Regions from separate parts of the Homo sapiens genome. Here regions 2 and 3 are each linked to region 1. A link is a contact called in ENCODE Hi-C or POLR2A ChIA-PET data. All regions are on one chromosome and are shown on one strand. Each heading gives the region's core, a stretch centred on a gene start or an enhancer-like site at or near the end of the contact. The rest is flanking DNA. Distances are from core to core; before and after follow the strand shown.

What was found. A loop is a pair of places that touch in the nucleus more often than their neighbours do. ChIA-PET counts read pairs that join two places held with the same protein, here RNA polymerase II (POLR2A). Pooled maps may share reads with other maps.
Region 2: a map of MCF 10A shows a loop between it and region 1 (7-fold over the local background). The contact joins the promoter of LINC01897 here to the promoter of ATP8B1-AS1 in region 1. A Hi-C loop is called at or near these places in 1 of 168 maps with a recorded cell type or tissue (MCF 10A), 4 of 37 single-sample maps with no recorded cell type and 5 of 50 pooled maps. POLR2A ChIA-PET finds 5 or more read pairs at or near these places in 1 of 52 experiments (MCF 10A).
Region 3: a loop to region 1 is called in a pooled map, with 9 times the contacts of the local background. The contact joins the enhancer-like site here to the promoter of ATP8B1-AS1 in region 1. A Hi-C loop is called at or near these places in 1 of 37 single-sample maps with no recorded cell type and 5 of 50 pooled maps. POLR2A ChIA-PET finds 5 or more read pairs at or near these places in 2 of 52 experiments (HEK293 and Panc1).

Annotation. Positions count from the first base shown.
Region 1 is chr18:57,628,914-57,633,264 of GRCh38, reverse strand. ATP8B1-AS1 (ATP8B1 antisense RNA 1) reads right to left here and starts at 2,934. Exons shown (of 3, transcript NR_164148.1): 1 at 2,747-2,934. RefSeq lists enhancers at 1-395, 2,673-3,162, 2,686-3,186, 3,233-3,282.
Region 2 is chr18:57,960,239-57,964,402 of GRCh38, reverse strand. It overlaps LINC01897 (long intergenic non-protein coding RNA 1897), which reads left to right and starts at 2,776. Exons shown (of 2, transcript XR_007066389.1): 1 at 2,776-2,901; 2 at 2,997-3,167.
Region 3 is chr18:58,012,035-58,016,210 of GRCh38, reverse strand. No RefSeq gene overlaps it. Among named protein-coding and RNA genes, the nearest start is that of NEDD4L, 30 kb to the left of the region's middle. RefSeq lists an enhancer at 717-946. Within about 2 kb of position 2,915, at least 4 of the 41 ENCODE cell types and tissues checked have a DNase peak (open chromatin) inside an H3K27ac peak, as active enhancers do.

The DNA.
Region 1 (4,351 bases), core at 1,685-4,184:
TGTGAGGAGCATCTCTGCCCGGCCGCCCCGTCTGAGAAGTGAGGAGACCCTCTGCCTGGCAACCGCCCTGTCTGAGAAGTGAGGAGCCCCTCTGCCCAGCAGCTGCCCCGTCTGAGAAGTGAGGAGCCCCTCCGCCGGGCAGCCACCCCGTCTGGGAAGTGAGGAGCCCCTCCGCCCGGCAGCCACCCCGTCTGGGAAGTGAGGAGCGTCTCCGCCCGGCAGCCACCCCGTCCAGGAGGGAGGTGGGGGGGTCAGCCCCCTGCCCGGCCAGCCACCCCATCCGGGAGGTGAGGGGCGCCTCTGCCCGGCCGCCCCTACTGGAAAGTGAGGAGCTCCTCTGCCCGGCCAGCCGCCCCGTCCGGGAGGGAGGTGGGGGGGTCAGCCCCCCGCCCGGCCAGCCGCCCCGTCCGGGAGAGAGGTGGGGGGGTCAGCCCCCTGCCCGGCCAGCCACCCCGTCCGGGAGGTGAGGGGCGCCTCTGCCCAGCCGCCCCTACTGGGAAGTGAGGAGCCCCTCTGCCCGGCCAGCCGCCCCGTCCGGGAGGGAGGTGGGGGGGTCAGCCCTCCGCCCGGCCAGCCGCCCTGTCTGGGAGGTGAGGGGCGCCTCTGCCCGGCCGCCCCTATGGGAAGTGAGGAGCCCCTCTGCCCGGCCACCACCCCGTCTGGGAGGTGTACCCAACAGCTCATTGAGAACGGGCCATGATGACAATGGCGGTTTTGTGGAATAGAAAGGGGGGAAAGGTGGGGAAAAGATTGAGAAATCGGATGGTTGCCGTGTCTGTGTAGAAAGAGGTAGACATGGGAGACTTTTCATTTTGTTCTGTACTAAGAAAAATTCTTCTGCCTTGGGATCCTGTTGATCTGTGACCTTACCCCCAACCCTGTGCTCTCCTGAAACATGTGCTGTGTCCACTCAGGGTTAAATGGATTAAGGGCGGTGCAAGATGTGCTTTGTTAAACAGACGCTTGAAGGCAGCATGCTCGTTAAGAGTCATCACCACTCCCTAATCTCAAGTACCCAGGGACACAAACACTGCGGAAGGCCGCAGGGTCCTCTGCCTAGGAAAACCAGAGACCTTTGTTCACTTGTTTATCTGCTGACCTTCCCTCCACTATTGTCCTGTGACCCTGCCAAATCCCCCTCTGCGAGAAACACCCAAGAATGATCAATCAATAAATAAATAAATAAATAAATAATAAAAAAAAAAATAAGAAGCAGTGGTAAGCCAGAGCATACACAGCCTGGAAAGCCTGTAAGGATGTTGAGGTGAACCCTGAGAGCAAAAGGAAGTCCATGGAAAGTTGCTAGATAGAGAATGAAATGACTGTGTTTATATTTGTAAGTGTTCGCCCTGGCTGGAGTGTGAAGATTAGATTGGAGAGGTGTGGGGAATCCAGAAGATGGGTGGAGAGGTTAGCCAGAGGGAGGATGTGACTTGCATTGCACTAGAGGGAAAGGATGGATGCCAAAGCACGAGAGTTTGCAGGTTTCAAGGGAGGGCTGTCAGACAGCATCCATTTAATAGCTTGAAGCAAGAGACTGGTCATTTGCTGAGATTTGGGGCTGTGGGAAGGACCTACGGTTTGAGACATTCTGAAATGCTGACCAGAAAGCCCACTGTTGGGGGAAGACAGGTTTAGTGGGAAGGGCAAATTGAGAGACGAGGTCCACCAAGCAGCTCTCAGCAGTTTGAAGGCTTCAAGTTGTTATTCATGCATATCATGGAACAAAAGAATAACAATGATTAACCATTAATGCCATTTATATCCTAATTCAGAAAGCTTACTGGATGTCAAGTACATGTTAGGCATATTTTGGTATAGCTGATCTCATATTATCCTCACAATAACCTTCCCAGTGAAGGGTTATTATCACTTTATAATTGAAACATCTGTGGCTCAGAAAGGTTAAGAAACTTGACCAGGCTCACCAAGCCAGAAAATGAGTTCTGTGATCTATGGAACGTATCTGGCTTCATTCAGAGCTCTAACGGTACAGGAGTTACCATTGTTCACCCTCCTTAAAGAATGAGCATCCAGCGGGACTTTAAAATAACTGTAATTTTTTTTAGTGAGAGACAAGGTGCTTACAAGCAAGCAGCTTGCAATCATGAAGCCTGGGAATCACTGAAGCAAATCTAAGTGCTTAAACTTAACTACAGGAAAAGGAAAGTTAAGTTTTCGGTTCCTCAAATTAATATTTTCATTGTAATGATAATTTCCACTTTTAGTTTGCCGTTTACAAGCCAATTTTATTTTTTATTGCATCTATCTATCATCTATCTATAATTTATTTATTAATTAGAGACAGGGTCTCTCTCCGTAGCCTCAGGCTGGAGTGCAGTGGCGTGATCACAGCTCAGTGCAGCCTCGACCTCCATGGCTCAAGCGACCTCCCACCTCAGCCTCCTAAGTAGCTGGGACCACAATCCCATGCCAATAAGCCCGGCTAATTCTTGTATTTTTTATAGAGGGGCGGGGGCGGGGGTGGCTCACCACGTTGCCCAGGCTGGTCTCGAACTCCTGGCCTCAAGCGACCCTCCACCTCCGCTTCGGCCTCCCAAAGTGCTGAGATTACAGGCGTGAGTCACCGCCCTCGATCTCATTTAAAATATAACTGAGATTTTCCAACTGCTTCACTGATTTGTTAACTAAGTGAACTCTGCTTGGACCCCTCCCCGATTCCCGGTACTGGGACAGGGAAACGAGCCCTAGAGGCGCCCGCAGTGATGTTTGCCTGTTCTCTTACCGAAGCCTGTTATGAGGAGCAAAAAGCAGAATGTCCAAGAAGGCTCTTTGAAGATGTCTGTGAGTTTGCCTGGGGACAGCTCCTGGAAGGCGGTGTCCCCGCGACTAGGGCGAGCCCCGGATTCCCCATCATCCCGGACTCCCCAACACCCGGAGGCGCGGCGCCACGAACAGGACCAAGTAGGAAATGCAAGACCACGCGCCAGAAACGCGGAAGTGGCCCGGAGACAACATGGCGGCGCCGGCGTCAAGTGCCCTAACCCCGGACCGGCGGCCTGGTACGGTGGCCTGTGGGGGACGCCACATTAAAAGAACAGAGACGCTCATCCTGCGCCTGGTAGGGCGAAGTGGGGTCCGGTAAAGCGACCTTCAGCGCAAAGCTGAGGGGGCGCAGGGACCTAACAGCAAGGACCGCAGGGGGAGGCCACCCCTTGCTGGCCAGAATCAGAATGAAGAGACAGACGATAATGCCGTTCATTCTGGCCGTCCCGAGTAGCTGGGACTACAGGCGTGCGCCCACCACGCCAGGCTAATTTTTTAAAAATTTTATGGAGACGGGGGTCCCACTATGTTGCCCGGGCTGGTCTTGAACTCCTGGCCTCATGTGATCCTCCCACCATGGCCTCCCAAAATGTTGAGATTACAGGCCTGAGCCACCGCACCTGGTCATTCAACTATTATTTTAAGCCACACACTTCTGCATAATAGAGCATGTATTATTAGTCTACTATTGCCACACTAAAGAGGTGTAACAAAATGCCTCCCAAACTCAGAGGCGTAACCCAACAATCGTTTATTCTCACTTATGCATCTGCAGGTCACTGATGTGGGCTGAGTTCAGCTGGACGTGTCTCCAAGCTGAAGATTGGGTCCCTGTCTTCTCCATGTCTCAGCTTCCCTGGACCAGTGGGTCAGTCAGGGCGTGTTCTTCTCATGGTGGTTGTTCACAGAAAAAGCGGTCTTGATCCAGACCCCAAGAGAGGCCTCCTGAATTACACGCAGGAAGGAATTCAAGACAAGTTGCAGGGTACGGTGAGAGTTTATTGAAAGCGCCTCCATTACAGAGTAGGGCGTCCTTAGGAAGCAAGCAAAGGAATGCCCCGTCTTTGTTTTAGCTTTTTCTTTTTTTTTTTTTTTTGAGATGGACTCTTGCTCTATTGCCCAGGCTGGAGTGCAATGGCACAATCTCGGTTCACTGCAACCTCTGCCTCCTGGGTTCAAGCAATTCTCCTGCCTCAGCCTCCTGAGTAGCTGGGATTACAGGCGCCCGCCACCACGCCTGGTGAATTTTTGTAGTTTTAGTAGAGACAGGGCTTCGCATGTTGGCCAGGCTGGTCTCAAACTCCTGACCTCAGGATGATCCACCCGCCTCGCCTCCCAAAGTGCTGGGCCACTGCGCCTGGCCATTTTAAATTTTTCATATATAGGCCGGGCGCGGTGGCTCACGCCTAATCCCAGCACTTTGGGAAGCCGAGGTGGGCAGATCACAAGGTCAGGAGATCGAGACCATCCTAGCTAACACGGTGAAACCCCCATCTTTACTAAAAATACAAAAAATTAGCCGGCTGTGGTGGTGGGCGCCTGTAGTCCCAGCTACTTGGGAGGC
Region 2 (4,164 bases), core at 1,527-4,026, 330 kb before region 1:
AATGGTGAGATCTCGGTTCACTGCAACCTCCCCTGCCCCGGGTTCAAGTGATTCTTCTGCCTCAGTCTCCCAAGTAGCTGGGATTACTGGCATATGCCACCAAACCTGGCTTATTTTTAGTAGAGATGGGGTTTCACCACGTTGGCCAGGCTGGTTTCAAACTTCTGACCTCAAGTGATCTACACACCTTGGCCTCCCAATGTGCTGGGATTACACGCATGACCCACCGCGCCCAGCTTACTTATTTTTATTTATTGTTTAGAGACAGGGTCTTGTTCTGTCTCCCAGGCTGAAGTGCAGTGGTGGCATTTTAGCTCACTGCAGCCTTGAACTCCTGGGCTCAAGTGACCCTTCCGCCTCAGGCTCCCAAGTACCTGGGACTACAAGGACAGCACCACGCCTGACTAATGTTTTTATGTTTTGTAGAGATGAGGTCTTGCTATGTTGCCCAGGGTGGTCTTGAACTCCTGGGCTCAAGGGATCCTTCCACCTCAGCCTCCCAAAGTGTTGGTATTATAAGCATGAGCTGCCACACATGGCTGCCTGGACATTTAAAAGAGGAAATGTTGTATATTTGTTAGAGGTTAGGGAAAATAAAGATGTATTATTTTACCATATGGGTTTATGAACGAACTCATTCCACAGACCTTTTAGGAGTCTGGGGACCCCAGGTTAAGAATGCCTAATTCAGATGTTAGATCTCTTAAATGGATCCTCTAATTTTGTTACATTTTTCCCTATTTTTGTCTTTGTCCTTTTTTTTCTGATTTCCAGGAAATGACTTTTATTTTATTCTCCAATACTTTGCTTGAAGTTTTTAAAATTATATTTTTAATTTCTAACAATTCTTTTTTTGTTGTTTTCAAAATGTTCCTTATGTTTAGCGTCCCTGACCTTGCTTCATATACACAACATCCTTTCTTATCTTCTGAAGATATGAATGAAAGTGAAAGGTTTGTTTTATTTGTTTGTTTGCATTTTCTTCTGCTCCTTACATCATCTCTTTCATTATAATTACTTCCCACTATTTGGTTATTAGGGATCATGAGTTTAAAATGATCAATTGTACAACTTTTACTGACTGTACCCATTATTTCTCCCACAATTTTTATAATGCTGGCAGGTTTTTTAAAAAGTCAGCTACAATTTACATAAAATAAAGCGCATAAATATTCAGCATATAGCTCAATGAATTGTAAAAATCAAGGTATAGGCTGGGCACGCCTGTAATCCCAGCAAGTTGGAAGGCCAAAGTGGGAGGATCACTTGAGTCCAAGAGTTTGAAGCCAGCCTGGGCAACATAGCAAGACCCTGTCTCTACAAAAAATTTAAAAATAATAATAATTAGCCAGATGATGTGGTGCATGCCTGTAGTCCCAACTACTTGGGAGGCTGAAGCCAGAGAGTCGCTTGAACTCAGGAGATCGAGGTTGCAGTAAGCTGTGATCGTGCCACTGCTCTCCATCCTAAATGAGACCCTGTCTCCCAAAAAGAAAAAAATAAAATAAAAATAAAAGGATATACAACATTTACATTATTCCACAGATTTCCTGTAATCCAGGATATACAACATTTACATTACTCCACAGACTTCCTGTAATCCATCCCAACAAATATTTCCCTTCTAAGTATAACCCCTGTGTTGACACCATGAATTCATTTTGTCTGTTCTTGAACTTTGTATAAATGAAATAATGGAGTATTGATGTGCACTTTTGGGTCTGGCTTTTTCATTCAGCATTTCTGCAAAATTTGTTCATATTAATTCACCTATCAGTCTTTTTGTGTACTTTTTGCTAAGTAATATTTTATTGTATGAATATATCACAAGTTATTTTTCCATTCACCTATTAATATTACACCTGTCTTGTTTCTGGGTTTTAGCCACTATGAATAAAACTGCTGTGAACCTTCTCATACATATTTGTAATTGTTTCTAGAGTTTTAATTCCACCTTTTTAAAACCTGAAAGATAATTTTTAAAACAATGATTTTCTGAACTATTTTATTGATGTCTGTCTACACAATTGTGTGTTGTGTCCCACACTGTTGTTTTGGGTTCACATTATTCTCTGCTGACGTGTCTCCTTTAATAGGGAATATTGGTGGCTGGTGCATTCCTGCTGTCTTAGTTTTGTCTTCCTTCTTGAATAATAACTTGAAAAATCATTTATATTACCCTCAACACTGTGAAGATACCACCTCATGGTCTTCTAGCTTCTGTTATTGCTGATGAGAAATATATGGGGCTGTTTAATTCCTATTCCCTTTTAGCTAATCTGACTGCTATTTCTCTCTGGTAGCTTCTAAGATTTTCTCTCTGGAATTTTTATTCAGCTGTTTCATTATGTTATTTCTAGGTGTGGTTTTATTTTTATTTAACCTTCTGGCATGGGGAGAATACTTTTGATCTAAGGACATATTTGTGGTGATGGAACATTCTCAGCCATCTTCTCCTCAAATATTTCTTGTTATTTCTTTTCACAATTCTCTTCATTATTCCCTTTATTGCCTGATAAAATTTCTATTAGGTATGTAAGTTCTTCATTTATTACTCTGTAGATCTTAAATATATATATATATTAAATAGTTTAATATTTTATTACTGCAATCATGTAGAATGAATTTATCTTTTGACTGTTGATTTTGTTGGATGCCTTTCTTAATTGTTTTTGTATGTTTTAGAATTTTGGCTTATTTCTCCCTCTCTCTCTCTCTCTCTCTCTCTCTCTCCCTCTCCCTCTCCCTCTCTCATTTCCCCTCACTCCCCTTTCACAGTTGACTTCACCACAGGCCCAGGTCTTGTATTGAGGACAAGGAAATACTGCCCCATAATGCTGTTGAGAATATTTAAGAGCAGTCAGGAAACCCTTTGTAGCTTGGCTTTATTGCAGCAAGTGTGTATGTGCTATTTATACTGGCCTATTTTTATATTTTTGTTTTGTTTTTATATTTTCATGTGTTTTTATATGTTTTTATGTTTTGTTATATTGCAGCAAAGAGGAGGACCTGAACTTCCAAGGCCAACTTGACTGGAAACCCTCTAGTCTTTAATCCATAGAAACCTGACTTCTGTGCCCCCCATGCCTAGAAAACTACTTTTAAAAAGAACATTAGTGGTCACCACGTTGGTAAAGTATTAATAAATAAACATGTTTTAGTTCTAATCATACTTGGCTTTTGGCATGCTTCCTGACTACACTGCATCCCCCCAAATGCTCTGTTATCTTGGCTCCCACAATAGCACACACTTTTTATTTTTAAAAGGTTGTAAAATACACAAAACATAAAACTTATTATCATAACCATCTTTAAGTGCACAGACCAGTGGCATTCCGTACATCCCCACTGCTGTGTGGCCATAACCCATCACCACCATGTGTCTCCAGAACTCTTTTTATCTTGCAAAATTGAAACTCAATACCTGTTAAACCACAATTCCCCATTCCCTGCTGCCCCCTGCCTCTGGCAGCCACCATTCTACTTTCTGTTTCTTTTTTCCAAGACTGGGTCTCCCTCTGTTGCTCATGCTGAAGTGCAGTGGTGTGATCACAGCTCACTGCAACCTCGAACAATCCTCCTGCCTCAAGCAATCCTTCTGCCTCAGCTTCCTGAGTAGCTGAGACTACAGGCATGCACTACTACACCTGGCTAAGGTTTTTAGTTTTTTTTTTTTGGCAGAGATGGGGGTCTCACTATGTTGCCTAGGCTGGTCTTGAACTCTTGGCCTCAAGTGATTCTCAACCTTGATCTCCCAAAGTGCTGGGATTACAGGCATGAGCCACCGCAACTGGTGTCTACTTTCTGTGAGTTTGACTATTCTAGATGTCTCCTATGAGTGGACTTATACAGTATTTGTCCTTTTGTGACTGGCTTTTCACTTAGTGTAATGTCCTCAAGGCTCACCTGTGTGATAACACATCTTTCTACTGACTTCTTTCCAGTCCCCCTGCTGACTTCTTTCTAGTCCCCTCTTTGTTCATCCATGTCTTCATATTGGTCTTCCTCAGCGTTCCCTCCCGGACCCTGTTCTGTCTTCATCATCCCTACCCCTGGGTAATCTTCACTCTCATGGTGTCAGTTACCATCTCCATGGAGGGAATGGGCCTGTGTTTCTAGCCCAGACCTCTCCCCTAGCTCCAAGCTTTGCATCTCCAATTGTCT
Region 3 (4,176 bases), core at 1,666-4,165, 380 kb before region 1:
CTGGCTGGAGGAAAGAAAGCAATTAAAAAAAAAAAATTCCCACAGAAATATTATATGGCTAGTCACAGCCCTGGCCCTGACATAGATGAGTTCAAGTTTTGCTCTTCAGATATAGTGTAGAGAAGAGCTTTTCTCAAAGAAAAATGGTGTTAGATCAGTTTTTCATCTTTTCTGCCAAAGGTCAGATTTCCAGACTTTTCTCCAAAAGGTCATGCTCCTAAGAAACAATGAACATACATTCGTTTTTGTTTCTTGTGAGATTGATTATAGCCAGTTTTAGTCCTTGATCTAGACTCTGCTATTGTCTTCTTCTATAGTCATTTTTGTTCTTTTCTTATCCTTCCTGAATACATTTTGGGGTGGAAAAGGGAATCTCATCTTCTTTTTTGACTTAGCAGAGTATGTAATGCAATATGCACATTGCTTTGCATTCTGAAGCATGGAAGTGATTTTTTAAGCTACTATATCAAAAAGATAGTCACTGCTCAACTTTGTATACTGTATTATCTCAAGTCCCTGGTCAAACGAGCAATTCGCTATATCATCAACTGTCATGTTATATTGCCTGGGTTTTAGAGAATAAGGGATGGTGGTTGGTTAATAGCCCAACTTGAAATATTACGAAAGAGGGGCAATTCGAGCTGAGATGATTTACAACTCTCAGAATGGGAACTAGTGGTAGAAAATAAAGAAGGGCATTTATGTGCGGCTAATTATATTGAAGGAAAATGAGGCCAGAAGTTGGAGCGTACTCTGGTGTCTGTTACGAGGTAGGAGCTGAGATACGAGTGGGGAACGGGTGGCCTCTGTAGTTGGACTTTTAAGTTAGCAGGGATGGAGTCGAATCTGCGTAATCTTGGAAAAGGAACTTGAGAAATGTCTTCTGAGCTAGGCCAACTAGAGGAAACCAAAGTTACCCCAAATCGTCTGGGTCTTCTGTAGGTTACCCAGGGGACCAGCCCCAGCTCACAAGAACAGAAAGTGGAGAGCATTTGCATGACAGGGAACCACTGTGAGGAAGTGAAAGCACCTTATTTGCAGTAAATCAGGACACATTTATACCATTCTGTGGAGACTGCAGGGAAGAGAGATGTTTCTAGTGGAGAAGGGATGCTAAATTGGATTAATTACATAGCACGCATTAGTACTAATTAAAGATGTGTAATGCATCATTGGTATCTTCTTATTTAGTATGCTCTCAGCTGCTCATTTTCCTTCAGTGAACACAGAAAATATTAATAAAGGCTTTCATAGAATCACTTTAAACTTTGGAATCCAATTCTCCTTTTAACGTGTAGCTGAACCTTTTATGAGGAAATTCTGAACCTTACTCTTTTAGTCAAGGTCTTATTGCACTTATATTTTTAAAGAAGAGATTGTTAAGTCCATCACTAAGGTATTTACAAACGAGGGTTATCTTGCTATCATCTGCTACCCCACTTCCTCAGAAAGGATGAACCAAGCCCATAACCCTTGGGTTCTGTAACAAGTGATGGAGAAACAATGATGAATAGGACAAAGAATCTTTCTTTTGAAAGACATAACACAGAAAGGTTAATAGCTGGCTGGACATGGTGGCTCATACCTGTAATCCCAACACTTTGGGAGGCTGAGGTGGGAGGATCACTTAAGCCCAGGAGTTTGCAATTACAGTGATCTATAATCGTGCCACTGCACTCCAGTGTGGGTGACAGAGCAAGAATCTATTTCAAAAAATAAAAATAAAAAAGTGAAATAGCCATATAAATAAACCACGAAATTCAGCATGGTAAGTGTTCAAGTAGATGGTTGTACAATGTATAGGTGGAGCACAGTGGAAAGAACACTTTGTTCATTTTTAAAGTATTTAAGACCTATTGTGTGCCAAACACTATGATAGGCATTGAGGGAGATGAAGGAATAAGAAAAAACATTCTTGCACCTTTTCTTTGTGTGGGGTAGAAGCACTCTTGAGAAGAAATTAATTTTGAGAATCTTCAGAAGGATTGAGAACAGTCATTATTATTCAAAAACCTCCTAACAGATCCCACTAACTCGGGCCCAGTGGTAGAAGAGAGAGACTGAGAAAGGAATGATCCCTGCCAACGCTTCTGGCCCAGAGAAATCTCTTAGCTCTCTAGGAGCTAAGCTGTGTTGGGTCAGGCAGTTATTTTTCTCTGATGTTCCAGAACATTGCAAGAACACGTGGCCAAATTTGGTTCACTTTAACAGGGGTCACTAGCAGGGCTTTCAGCAAATGTTTAACCAACAGGTTTGCATTTTACTAGCAGTATAGTTACCATAATCTCTCTTTGCTGACAGATTTGCAGATCAGAGGTCAATAGCAGCTTTGAGAATAGTTATTGATTCATGAAGTCAAATATTCCTTAGTCCTTGCCAAACATAGACGCCTTTCTTCACCCAGAGTAACTGGTACGGGGGTAGTTTTTACCTGGAGAAAAGGAATTCTTCTAAGGCCTGTTGTGTAATAGCGTTGTAACAACAATGTATATATTCCTGGCATCTGATTTCATTCAACACCCAGATTCATTGTCTTTCAAAGAATGTGTTGACTTTGCCACCACTTTAGTCATTATTTACTTTGGGATAGATAATGTGAGTCAAAACTTTAAAGGTGGTGCCCACAGCCTACAGATTAAAGAAGCTTCAGGCAGGGAGAAACTAAAGCAATGTAATGAGGAAACAGAAAAATCCCATGTCACCTTTTTAACAGCAACAATCTTGCTTTCAAGACCTGAGTTAGGATTCCTGGCGAAGCCAACACTGGCCTGATGCTCAGGATATTCTCAGGAGGCAAAGTAGATGTAGGCTGCCCCATTCAATGCATCATGTCATGCATACCGTTTCTTCCCTGAGCTGGGAAGGAAATGGGAGTAACATTTGTGATTCACAATTTTATTAATAGCATTCATTGAGCATACCAAATGTGTGATATGCATGTCATTCAATTCTCATCACACAAGCTGTCCTACACAATTGGGACTGAAAAAAGCTCTGTGTCAGCAGCTTATGACAACAGCCTTTTCAACCAGAGCCTCAGTTTATACTTGAGGAAGCTGCTACCCAGAGAGGTTAGGGACAGTTTTCAACGGCCATGCAAGGAACACCAGAACTCTGAGTTTCTGGGCCTCTCCTCTGCTCTACCCATTGCTCTGTTCATTGATAGAGAAATACCTTAGACCTGTGCTTCTCAAATCTTACCTGCATGCAAGTCCCCAGGGATCTTGTGAAAATAAAGATTTGATTCAGCAGGTCTGGGGTGAACCCAAGATTTTGCATTTCCAACAAGCTCCTGGTGGTGCCAGTGCTGTTGGTTCCTGACAGCGCTGAGTGAGAAGGCTGTAGATGATTGTGTGTTCTTCGTTGTTCTCTTCAACGTGACATTTTCAGCACCAGTGGTGCCCTTTTCTATCTTATTATATATAGATTTTGAACTAGTGGTGACATTATATTAAATATGAAATCTGCTAAAGGTTCTTGAGTTCTGAAATAATGCTAAAGGGATTCATATATAGAGCATCTTCTTAGGAAACTTTAAAGCATCTTTGAGTCATTTTTCCTTGAATGTCACTCCTGTCACCATTGAGATATGTACCAGCACTAAGGACCAAAGTGTGACAGATCAAAGCACAGCATTGATTGTGCAATCATTGGCGTACACATATAGACATTTAAAAAAATGTGACAAAGCTTTTAAATATATTTTGGGTCAACACCAAGATATATTTTTCAGAGATGCAGCAGTGTGGTAGTGGTCATTTGCCAGGGATTGGGATTCTGGATTCCAATCTCTCTGCCTCTCCCACATAGCCTTGAGAGCTGAAGCTCCAGCCCTCTAGGCCTCATGGTCCAGATCTATAGGAGAATGGTTGGAAGAGATAATCTGGAAGGCTTATTACTTTCTTGTTTTATGGTTGGTGATGATTAGCATCTTTCTTTTCTAGAATGACCTACCACAAAATGTAGAAAGCCATTTTTCCCTTTGGGTAACCAGGAAGATTTTGATGAAAACAGCTGGCAAATATAAGCCAATTATTGGCTTCTCTTAGCCTGTTGCTATAGCAGAAGGAGTCCTGAATTAGGAGGCTGCAGATACGTGCTGTGTAATATTGGGCAAATTACTCCATCTCTCTGAGTCTCAGTTTCATCATCTGCAAAATGATAGGATTGATGCTC